Regions from separate parts of the Homo sapiens genome. Here region 1 is linked to region 2. A link is an interaction called in ENCODE POLR2A ChIA-PET data of the cell type or tissue named here. Cell type or tissue: PC-3. All regions are shown on one strand. Each heading gives the region's core, and the rest is flanking DNA. Links, peaks and the distances in the headings are about the cores only.

The links. ChIA-PET counts read pairs that join two places held together with the same protein. Peaks named below come from ENCODE experiments on the same cell type or tissue, not always from the same donor. Only the 100,000 strongest peaks of a DNase experiment are listed, where the experiment ranks them.
Region 1: POLR2A ChIA-PET joins it to region 2 with 5 read pairs; 2 of 35 experiments call an interaction of 5 or more read pairs at or near these places.

What each region holds. Positions count from the first base shown.
Region 1 is chr2:8,822,171-8,827,547 of GRCh38, reverse strand. It overlaps KIDINS220 (kinase D interacting substrate 220), which reads left to right. Exons shown (of 30, transcript NM_020738.4): 2 at 419-562. The coding sequence starts at 455. Among named protein-coding and RNA genes, the nearest start is that of KIDINS220, 13 kb to the left of the region's middle. In PC-3, for the core only: no CTCF peak of the experiment used is centred there; no DNase peak of the experiment used is centred there.
Region 2 is chr2:9,109,744-9,115,120 of GRCh38, reverse strand. It overlaps LOC105373414 (a long non-coding RNA gene), which reads right to left. Exons shown (of 6, transcript NR_187861.1): 6 at 5,262-5,377. LOC105373416 (a long non-coding RNA gene) reads right to left here and starts at 4,707. Exons shown (of 3, transcript XR_922772.4): 1 at 4,656-4,707. RefSeq lists an enhancer at 2,362-2,889. In PC-3, for the core only: CTCF peaks have their summits at 472 and 4,126; DNase peaks (open chromatin) are centred at 2,700 and 3,740; H3K4me3 peaks cover 876 bases; H3K27ac peaks cover 4,417 bases.

The sequences.
Region 1 (5,377 bases), core at 325-5,324, 290 kb after region 2:
TTTTACAGGTAGAGCCAAAAGCATTTGCTAATAGATTGAGTGTAGGGTGTAAGAGGAAGAGGTAAGTCATGAACAATTTCAATGCTTTTGGCCTTGGAAGAATGGACCTGGAGCTGCCGTTTACTGGCATGGTGACAGCAGGAGGAGCAGGGGAGCATTTTGGAGTGGTGATGAGGAGGGTTTGGGGATGGATGTGGAGTTTGGTGTTTGGATAAGTTAAGATGGAGGTGAGTGTGAACCTAAGAGACATCACGGCAGCTTTTTGACACCTGAGCTATGGAAGCCGTGGGAAGTCGTATCTTCACTTCTGCCACTGGAGGTGTCCTTGCATGAGGTTAATGTTAAGAAGGATATTGTATTTAATAGTAACTTAATTTTTTCTAATTATAAATTATGTGTATTTTGTCTAATTTAACAGGTATTCAAATAAAGTTAATTGCAGCTTTCTGTGAAAATGTCAGTTTTGATATCACAGAGCGTCATAAATTATGTAGAGGAAGAAAACATTCCTGCTCTGAAAGCTCTTCTTGAAAAATGCAAAGATGTAGATGAGAGAAATGAGGTAAGACCAAGTTTGCAAAATTACATTCTTTCACAAATATTTGTTGACTGCCTGCTATGTATAGGATAGAAGTGTGTAAGAAATAGGTAGTTCTAACCCTTAGTAATACTGCACTGTACTTATGATAGAATGTCTTATAGTTAAAAGTACTTCAAATTTCATGTTTTTGGAGTACATTTTAACTTATATAAATGACTGTTGAATTTAGATTTATTGTTTTTTTTCCCCTGATGGAATAATTAATATTCAGGAAGCTTGATTACTGAAATCAAGTACTTCTGTGAAACTTTACAGATCATCTGGACCTGATCTTGATTAACCAGACAAAATCAGGGATTGTTGAAATACTTTCTTTTTTATTTTTATTTTTATTTTTTGAGATGGAGTTTCACTCTTGTTGCCCAGGCTGGAGTGCAATGGCACGATCTCAGCTCACCAAAACCTCCGCCTCCCAGGTTCAAGTGATTCTCCTGCCTCAGCCTCCCTAGTAGCTGGGATTATAGGCATGTGCCACCACGCTCGGCTAATTTTGTAGTTTTAGTAGAGACAGGGTTTCTCCATGTTGGCCAGGCTGGTCTTGAACTCCCGACCTCAGTTGATCCGCCCACCTTGGCCTCCCAAAGTGCTGGGATTACAATCGTGAGCCACCCCGCCCTGCCTGAAATACTTTCTTTAATGAGCCCCAACTATCATCCTCCATTGTTTGTCCCACACACTTTGGGATTATTAAAAACCCTACATCTTTATTAGAGAGTTAAATAGGTTATGTATTATATTTAGTAACACACTAATAAACATTAACTCAAATGAGATATTTCTCCTCAATGTTATGAGGTAAAAAATGTGGATCTTAGTTCATTATGAAAAGCCAAACTATTATTTTATATTATTTTATTTTTTTTGAGATGGAGTCTCACTCTGTCACCCAGGCTGGTGTACAGTGGCAGGATCTTGGCTCCCTGCAAGCTCCGCCTCCCAGGTTCACGCCATTCTCCTGCCTCAGCCTCCCGAGTAGTTGGGACTACAGGCGCCCGCCACCATGCCCGGCTAATTTTTTTTTTTGTATTTTTAGTAGAGATGGGGTTTCACCGTGTTACCCAGGATGGTCTCCTGACCTCATGATCCACCCACCTAGGCCTCCCAGAGTGCTGGGATTACAGGTGTGAGCCATCGCGTCCGGCAAGCCAAGCTATTATTATTTGGCAGGACATTTTAGGTGCTAATACAGTTTTGTATAAATATTGTAAGTATCAGGGTATGTGTTTGTTTTACAAAACTTAAGGAAAACAACCCTGTCTCTTAGAACTGTGTGTGTTTTCAAGAGTATAATATTTCTTGCCAGTAGATAAGATGAATAAGGAGTGGTTTTTTATTTTACACTATATGTGTATGTGTATGTATATATACTTATGTGTTTGTATATATTTGCTTACATATATATCTTGTGTAGACATATAAAAAGTTTTATTTATAATTTTTTTATTGTGATAAACACATAACATAAAATTTATTGTCTTTACTATCTTAACCATTTTTAAGGATACAGTTTAGGAGTATTAAGTATTTCTCCATTGTTGGGCAATAGATTCCAGAACTTTTTCTTTTTTTTTTTTGAGACGGAGTCTCACTCTGTCACCCAGGTTGGTGTGAAGTGGTGTGATCTCGGCTCACTGCAACCTCCGCCCCCTGCCTTCCAGTGATTCTCATGCCTCAGCCTCCTGAGTAACTTGGACTACAGTCGTGCGCCACCACACCTGGCTAATTTTTTATATTTTTAGTAGAGATGGGGTTTCACCATGTTGGTCAGGCTGGTCTCGAACTCCTGACCTCAAGTGATTCGCCCACCTCGGCCTCCTAAAGTACTGTGATTGCAGGCATGACCACTGCATCCGGTCTACCAGAACTTTTTCATCTTGCAAAATCAAAATTCTGTCTATTAAACAGCAGCTCTCCCTTTCCCCCTCTCCCTAAACCCTGGCAGTGACCGTTTTACTTTCTATTTGTATGAATATGACTATTTAGACACCTCATGTAATTGGACTTATATACTGTTTGTCTTTTTGTCACTGGCTTATTTCAGTTAGCATAATATCCTCAAGGTTCATCCACGTTATAGCACGTAACAGGATTTCCTTCCTTTTTAAGGCTGAATAATATTTCATTGTATGTACGTAGCACATTTTCTTGGTCTATTCATCTGTGGCTAGAAATTTGGGTTGCTTCCATCCCTTGGCTATTGTGAATAATGCTGCTATAAGCATGGGTGTGCAAATATTATACATGTTTTTGCTTGTGTTTTTTGTTTTTAGACAGGTTCTCACTCCATTGCCCAGCCTGGAGTGCAGTGGCAGAATCAGGGATCACTGCAGCCTCGACCTCCCAGGCTCAAGCGATCCTCCTGCTTCAGCCCTCCAAGTAGCTAGGACACAGGTGTGCACCACCATACCTGGCTAATTTTTTGTATCTTAGTCGAGATGGGGTTTTGCCATGTTGCCCAGGCTGGTCTCCAACTCCTGGACTCAATCTGTCTGCCCGCCTCGACCTCCCAAAGTCCTGGGATTACAGGCGTGAGGCATCATGCCTGACGTATAAATGTTTTTAAAGCTGCTGAATTACTTTATTATTACTTTTTCTGACCTGTGGTACCTAATATCATTTAATGTTAACTCAGTCGTTAAGGAAATGTTGATATAAAAATGTTGTTATTACAATAATAGCTAATGTTTTTATTGAATGTTTTCGTTCATTTTCATTAGCTATTGAATAATAGCTAATGTTTTTATTGAATACTTATGCAAATATTCTGGTATATATTTTCTATATCTTAGCTCATTTAACTTGCGTAGCAGCTGTATAAAGAATAATACTGTTATTTATCTTTATTTATGAGTAAATGACTGAATTCCTCAGTTTCCTATCTAAGATATTATTTGGTAGAGTCCATATTTGAACTTTGCTCTATTTGACTTTAAACAAATTATAATCTGTGTAAGCTCTATGTTTTTTTTTTGAGTCTTCAGAATAAAATTTATTTAATGATAATGCCTATATTTTCAATGTTTCTATATTGAACAAAATATATTTTCATTAGTTAACATCATTACCCCCTTCAATGATTATGAATAGTCAAAAGTTGTTATACATAGATAAGATATAACATTTATAATTGGAGGTTGTTACAAAAAGATTACAGAAGTAGTCATTTTGTTAGCATATGTTAGCATATTTGGAATAACCATATGATAGTTTCAAAACATTAAATTTTACTTTAGAGACACTTGTCTAGGGAATGCTAAGAAAACAGCTTCACTTGGAAGGAAAAAATAGCACATCAATAAGCGTAAAATTAATCTTATTGCTATAAGGAGTAAAGCACTGGCATAGAGCTTAATTTAGCATCATGCGAGATAAGCATTTAATGGATATTAATTAACATATCCAGTTTAATATTGTATCAATTTAAATTGGAGTTTTAACGTGATAATTTGAAACCATCTAGGCTTTTTCAGTTATGGCTCAGTGTAAAAGTTGGTATTTTTTTTTTTTTTTTTTAGCATTTTGCTTTTACAACTTCTGATAAAGTGTAATTTTTATAGAATTACAAAAAGTTGTTTGTATTTTTTCCCCTTTATTCTCATTTTAAAAAATATTTATGTAACTTCATGTTAATGTGTTTGGTTACCAGTTTTGAGAAAGATTCTTAAGTATTAGATCAATTAAAATAATGTGGGTAGGCTGTATGTGGTGGCTCACACCTGTAATCCCAGCACTTTGAGAGGCTGAATCTCTTGAGCCTAGGAGTTTGAGACCAGCCTGGGCACTGTAGTGAGACCCTACTTCTAAAAAATATTAGCCAGGTGTGGCACCTTTTAGACCTAGCTACTTGGGAGGCTGAGGTGGGAGGATTGCTTGACCCCAGGAGTTCAAGGCTGCAGTGAGCTATGACTGCACCACTACACTTCAGCCTGGGCAACAGACTGAGACCCTATCTCTAAAAAATATAAAATAAACAAATTTAAAAAGGGATAAAATTGCCTGATACTGTGCTTATTAGCACATAATTGCCCACAAACAGTGAATTCTAGTTTCCTTTTATTGCTTTATTTATAAACTAGATAAATCTTTGGCCTATGAATATTCTCAATGATGGCAAATCTTTGTCCTTTATAGAGTAGTGAAGAGTTTTTATTTTTATTTTATTTTTGAAAGGAACAAACAGTCACTGTCAGCTGTCCTTGGTATAAGGGAATAGTGTTGAGGCTGGTCATTTTTTTCCCGTTTAAGAAAATGAACTGAGACTTTAAACAATGGATTTTGCTGTATGTTTATGAGTAAACTTTATTTTATTTTATTTTTTTTGAGACAGGGCCTTGCTCTGTTGCCCAGGCTGGAGTGTAGTGGCATGATCCAGCTCACTGCAGCCTTGACCTGCTGGGCTTAAGCAATCCTTCCATCTCAGCCACCTGAGTAGCTAGGACTACAGGCGTGTGCTACCACGCCTGGCTCATTAAAAAAAATTTTTTTTGTAGAGATGAAGTTTCACAATGTTGCCCAGGCTATTCTACAACTCCTGGGCACAAGTGATCCACCTGCCTCAGCCTCCCAAAGTGCTAGGATTACAGGCATGAGAGTCACTGCGCCTGGCCTGTAAATAGACTTTAAAGGAAATTTCAAAGGAGGATTTCGAAATGTTTTAGTTTCACTGTGGTTATTGGAAGAAGTAGAAACCCTCCAGAAGGACTGCTTTAAAAAAACCAGTGGTTATTTAGGTCTCATACACTTAAATAAGTAGAAATGGGAACCTAGAAATTGGGA
Region 2 (5,377 bases), core at 296-5,295:
AAAGTGGATGTAATCATATCTATATTAGTCTGTTTTCACACTGCTGATAAAGTCATGCCTCAGACTGGGCAATTTACAAAGGAAACAGGCTTAATTGGACTTACAGTTCGACGTGACTGGGGAAGCCTCACAATCATGGCAGAAGGCAAGGAGGAGCAAGTCACATCTCAACATGGATGGCAGCAGGCAAAGAGAGAGAGCTTGTGCAGGGGAACTGCTCTTTTTAAAGCCATCAGATCTCGTGAGACTTATTCACTATCACAAGAACAGCACGAGAAAGCCCCGCCCCCATGATTCAATTACCACTGGGTCCCTCCCACAACACGTGGAAATTGAAGATGAGATTTGGGTGGGGACACAGCCAAACCATATAAATATCCATTTTCCATAAGAAGGGAGAGGCACAGGCTCATCAAGCAAGTTGGGTGTGTGGACTCTGAATTATTACTGAAGCTGGGCTCACTCTAGGCCACACTGTGGCTCCCTTGGGCTGTGACAATGGCTCCTGAGCAAACCAGTTGAACTCATCCTTTGCTCACTTCCTGGAAAGGCATCTAGACCTGCACATTATACATTTCTACCAATTTTAATCATTTGCAGTTAGATTGGTGATATATTTTTCTCAATTCTGTTGTTTTCCTTTAATACATCTTTTGCTATATTTTGTTGCATAAACATTTATTTATTCAGACCCAACTATTTTGTCTGATGACAAGCTCAATTTTTCAAGAGCCAGAAATTTATCTTTGCTCCACTGCTAGAATAAATCTGCAGTTCTGCTTTCTTATTTTTAATGTTTTTTGTGTTTTGCTTTCTGACATATTGGATATGCAGCCACATACCTATGGGAAGTATCTGCTCAATAAATCGCAAAATGGAAATGTGACTTCTGTTTTATACCTGGGAAATAGATGCCAAGATAATCGAACCTGTTTCCTGAAGCTGTATGGGAAGGCCAGTAGGGGAACTTGATTCTTAGTTCACTGTTTTTAGCCCTCAGCAGGGTCTACCTTGGCCCCTGACCACCCCTAGAGGAGGAGCTGTGTTCACCACACTCCGCTTAGAATGGAGCTCTCTGAGAGAAGTGCTGAGAATTACAGAGCATGGGTTCCGGTGCAGGCTTCATTCTTCCTCCTTCTTTACTTCTCTCCTACTTTCTTTCAAGTTTAAAGTTTTAACGATTTCTAAAGTCAACAAAGGACAAACACGCTCAGAGCTGGAAGGAACCTCATAGTCATTCATCCTTTTATCTGGCAAACACTGGCTGAGCTAGGTCTTGTGGGGCCCCAGTCTAGAAAGGCTAGGTCCAGTCCGAATCTATTGAGGGAAATGGACATCGAGACAGAAGGAGAGTAAGGGGATAGAGATTCCTCCAGGGATTAGGGCTGGGGCCCTGGGGCTTCACTCACCCCAACCAACCAGGGGGGCCAAGAAGTGTGCCCTGAGGAGGTGGGGCCCGGGCCAGGCTGGAGGCTGAGCCTCGGGGTCTGGGTGTTGGGTGGAGTGAGCTAGCACAGGAAAACTCCTCCATCCCCCAGGGACACAGCCCCAGGCCAGGCAGGGAGATGAGAAAGGGCCAGTGGGGCGGGTGAGCTTAGGAGCAGTCACTGGAGCTCTTCCCTCTAGGGAGGCGGGGCGGGAAGATGATGCAGGGAGGATGGGAAGGATGCAGGGAGGATGGGAAGGATGCAGGGAGGATGGGAAGGATGCAGGGAGGATGGGAAGGATGCAGGGAGGATGGGAAAGATGCAGGGAGGATGGGAAGATGATGCAGGGAGGATGGGAAGGCCATGTGGGCCTCTCATCTTGCACAGAAGCTCACGGTTCTCCTGGGTAGGGGGAGGGGAGTGGCGTGGCTTACGCCTGGGCTGTAGGAAGAACATTCTGGCTACAGAGGGGAGGGTAAGTTTGAGGAAAATATGGAGAAATGGACATGATTTGAACCATAATAGCTACAGATGTTAAGGCCCAAACTAGGGTAACAGTAAGAATGAAGAGAATAATTGTTTAGGAAGTAAAATCAGCAGGACTTGGGGATAGATTCAGTAATGTGGAGGGGGGTAGAAAGCAAGAGTGAATCCCACACGGGATAGGATGCTGGGGGGGCCTTCTGAGTAAGGAAATGGGAGAAAGTTGCAAATTTGGGGGAAAGATGATTATTTCTATTTTTGACATTCAAGTTTCAGGGTGACTGCAGGCCACGAGGTGGTGACCTCCAAAAGGGAGCTGGATCTTAGAGGGGACGTCTCATCCTGAGATGCATCCTGGGAGCCATCAGCAAATGTGTGGAGGTTCAGTCAGTTGACGTTTGAATTATCCCAGGAGAGTGAGGAGGGGAAGGAGAGAGGGCCAAAGACAGACCCTTCCCTAAGGAGGGGGCAAATGAAAGAAGTGGGAGACTTAGAAGACAGTCTAAGATGTGGGAGGAAAGCAAGAGAGACCACGGAACCTCGTGCAATCGCCCGTTACCCAGAGAGCTGCACGCAGCCGTGACAGGAGGAAAGAGGACTGCAAGCAGGACTGTTTCAGGGAGTGGGGCGTGGCGGGGTGGAGCACAGTTCAGATTGCAGGCAACTGAGTCACAAATAAGAGAAGCTGGAGGTGTAGACCAGAGCGTAGACTTTTAAGAGGTTCGAACAAAAAGCGGAGGAAAGATGATGGGGTGATGACTCTGGAGGGTTAAGGTTGGTCAAGAGCTGAGCCACCTGAAGAGCAGGGCCTGGAGCTGGAGGGGAAGGCCGGTGAGACAGGATCCGGGGAGAGGCTCAGTCAGGGCTGACTCAGGCGGCTGGGAGCTGAGCCCGGGTGGGCTGGCTGTTGACACATTGCAGGCTCGGAGGGGTGGGGGGTACTCGATGACTCAGCGTTCTCAGCTGATCCGGAGGGAGAGCGGCAGAGATGAGGGTGCGTGTGTGGAGGGTGAGATGGCTCCAGGCATGAGTGGGAGAAGCTGAGCCAGGAAAAAGACCAGGCAGTGGCGTGGGCACTGCCACTCACCTCCCTGGGCTGCAGTCCTCACAGCTGCGTGATGGGTAGAGAGGCAGAGAAGGGAGATGGTAGTGTGGTTGGTGCAAACCTCTGTCCTCAAACTCTTATGAGCAAGGAATAACAATCACACAGATAAAAGTGCAGCACCTACTCTTCTACCAGGACTTATTCTCAATATTTTGCATAATACCCACTTAAGCTACACAGGCTGGTGCTAGTAGTATACCACTTTGTGGATGAGAAAATGGCACAGGGAGATTCAGAAGCTTGCCCAAAGCCACCAGCTCCTAGATGGAGGAGCCATGGTACAAACTCAGGCTGGCCAGCCCCAGAGCCCACGCACTGTGCCATCGTGCTGCCTTCCTTCACTTTTTTTTATTTTTAAATTATTGTTATTATTATTATTATTATTTTGAGGCAGAGTCTTACTCTGTTGCCCGGGCTGGAGTGCAGTGGCTCACTGCAACCTCTGCCTCCAGGGTTCAAGCAATTCTCCTGCCTCAGCCTCCCGAGTAGCTGGGATTACAGGTGTGTGCCGCCACACCTGGCTAGTTTTAGTAGAGACGGGGTTTCACCCTGTTGGTCTTAAATTCCTGACCTCAGATGATCCACCCGCCTTGGCCTCCCAAAGTGCTGGGGTTACAGGTGTGAGCCACCGTGCCCAGCGAGCTCTCCTTCATTTTTCTTACTGAACTGGTCTAAATGCCGACTTTGGTCCCCATTCCATTAGGTGGCAGGAGGTTGACCTCAAATGAGTCAGGCCTTCTTCCTGGACCTCCCTGTGGATGCCTCTAGCCTCCTTTCCCACGGCTACAGCTGAGTCCCAGAAAACTTGCTGAGGGCCAGGCCCCCGGGGTGGGGGATGTTTTCAGGGAGAGGGGGATGAGTGTGTACTGGTGGGGGGCCCATGGTGTGCTGAGACATTCTCTACCCCTGCAGGCCTCAGCTGTGGCCTCCTCACCCCTGACTGCAGGTTCTGGCAGTAGAGTTGAGCTCCCTTGCGCCCCTCTTGGTGCTCTGTGAACGTTTCCCTCTTCCGCTGCCTTCCCTGGAGTTCTGGAAGCTCTTACCCTTGCTGCCTCACCCTGTGCGCAGGCCACATCAGCTGCCCCGGCCCTTCACTGAGCTGGGCAAAGGGGGCGCTGTCTTGCTACCTTCCCGGGATGAACCTGGGAACAGGCCTCTGTTCACCTCTGTTGTGGGATTCTTTCATCGTATTTGGGATTTCTAGCATGATGCTCCCTGAACACCCTTTTAAGTCAGGGTTAAATTAAAAGTTCTGGGCAAAGAAAAAAGATTTGTGATCTCTCAGGCCCACTCTCAGCCTAAATAGGCTGTCCTTTGCCACAGTGGAGCCACAGGCTGCTCTTGGCTCCCTGCTGCTGCCTGGCTCTGGGAGGCCTGGAAAGGCCCTGAGCCTCTTGCACGCTCAGAGGCAGAGTGGTCTGAGGACGGCAGCTCAGGCTGCAGAACTTCCAGGGGCCTGAGGTGGCAGCTCTGGGGCTGGGCACTCCTGGAATAACAGCCAGACCTCGGCTCCCGGGAACCTGGCCTGACCTAGAGAGCAGGCCGCCATCTCTGCAGGCACAGAAGGGGCCCTGGAGGCCATCAGGGCAGATGCCTGGAGATGGGGGTCAGTGGGGGTGTGTGTGTGGACAGAACACTACCTGGTGACTGTGAATCCAAGCCTCCACCTTCTTCACAATCGGCAGATATTCTAGAACCTAGTAGAATCTCAGGCCTGATAGGATCTGTCCTGGTTCTGGAATGTTTAAGTTGTTCTAGTGAAAGGTATCTCAATTCAGAGGTACCCGAATTAGAGGTACCCACTTATGGGTGGGTAAATTACTGCAAGAGAAGGCAAGTCCCCTGTGTCCCACCCTGTCTGACAGTGCCACCTGCAGTCCCAACCCCGGCGCCCCAACTCTCACCCAGCCTGTGCTCTCTGCAGGGGATGGAGCCACAGAGCACTCTGCTCTGGGAGGGCAGGGGCAAGGTCACGAGACCGCAGGGCTGGGCCTTCGGCGCTCGACAGGTTCCAAGCACCCACACCTGACCTGCTGACCAGAGCCACTAGAAAGCATAGGTCCCCCTCGCATGCAGGTCCACCCCAGGTCCCCCCCAGGTCACCCTCTGTACCAGGAGTCCGGCTCCCCTGTTGTCCCCTGTACAACCAGACTCATTCCCTTTGCTCATGCCCTTCCCCTTCAAGGAATGCTCTCCGACTGGAAAAAGCCTAACAGACGGCAGGTACAAAACTGGTGAAATTATAATCCTGGGCTTTGATGCATTTTATTACTTTTGCTATTACAGGCATAGTCCTACGTCCCTAGCTGTGCTAATAGATCACATTTTAAAGTAACAGAATAGTCACCTGTGAAACCACCAC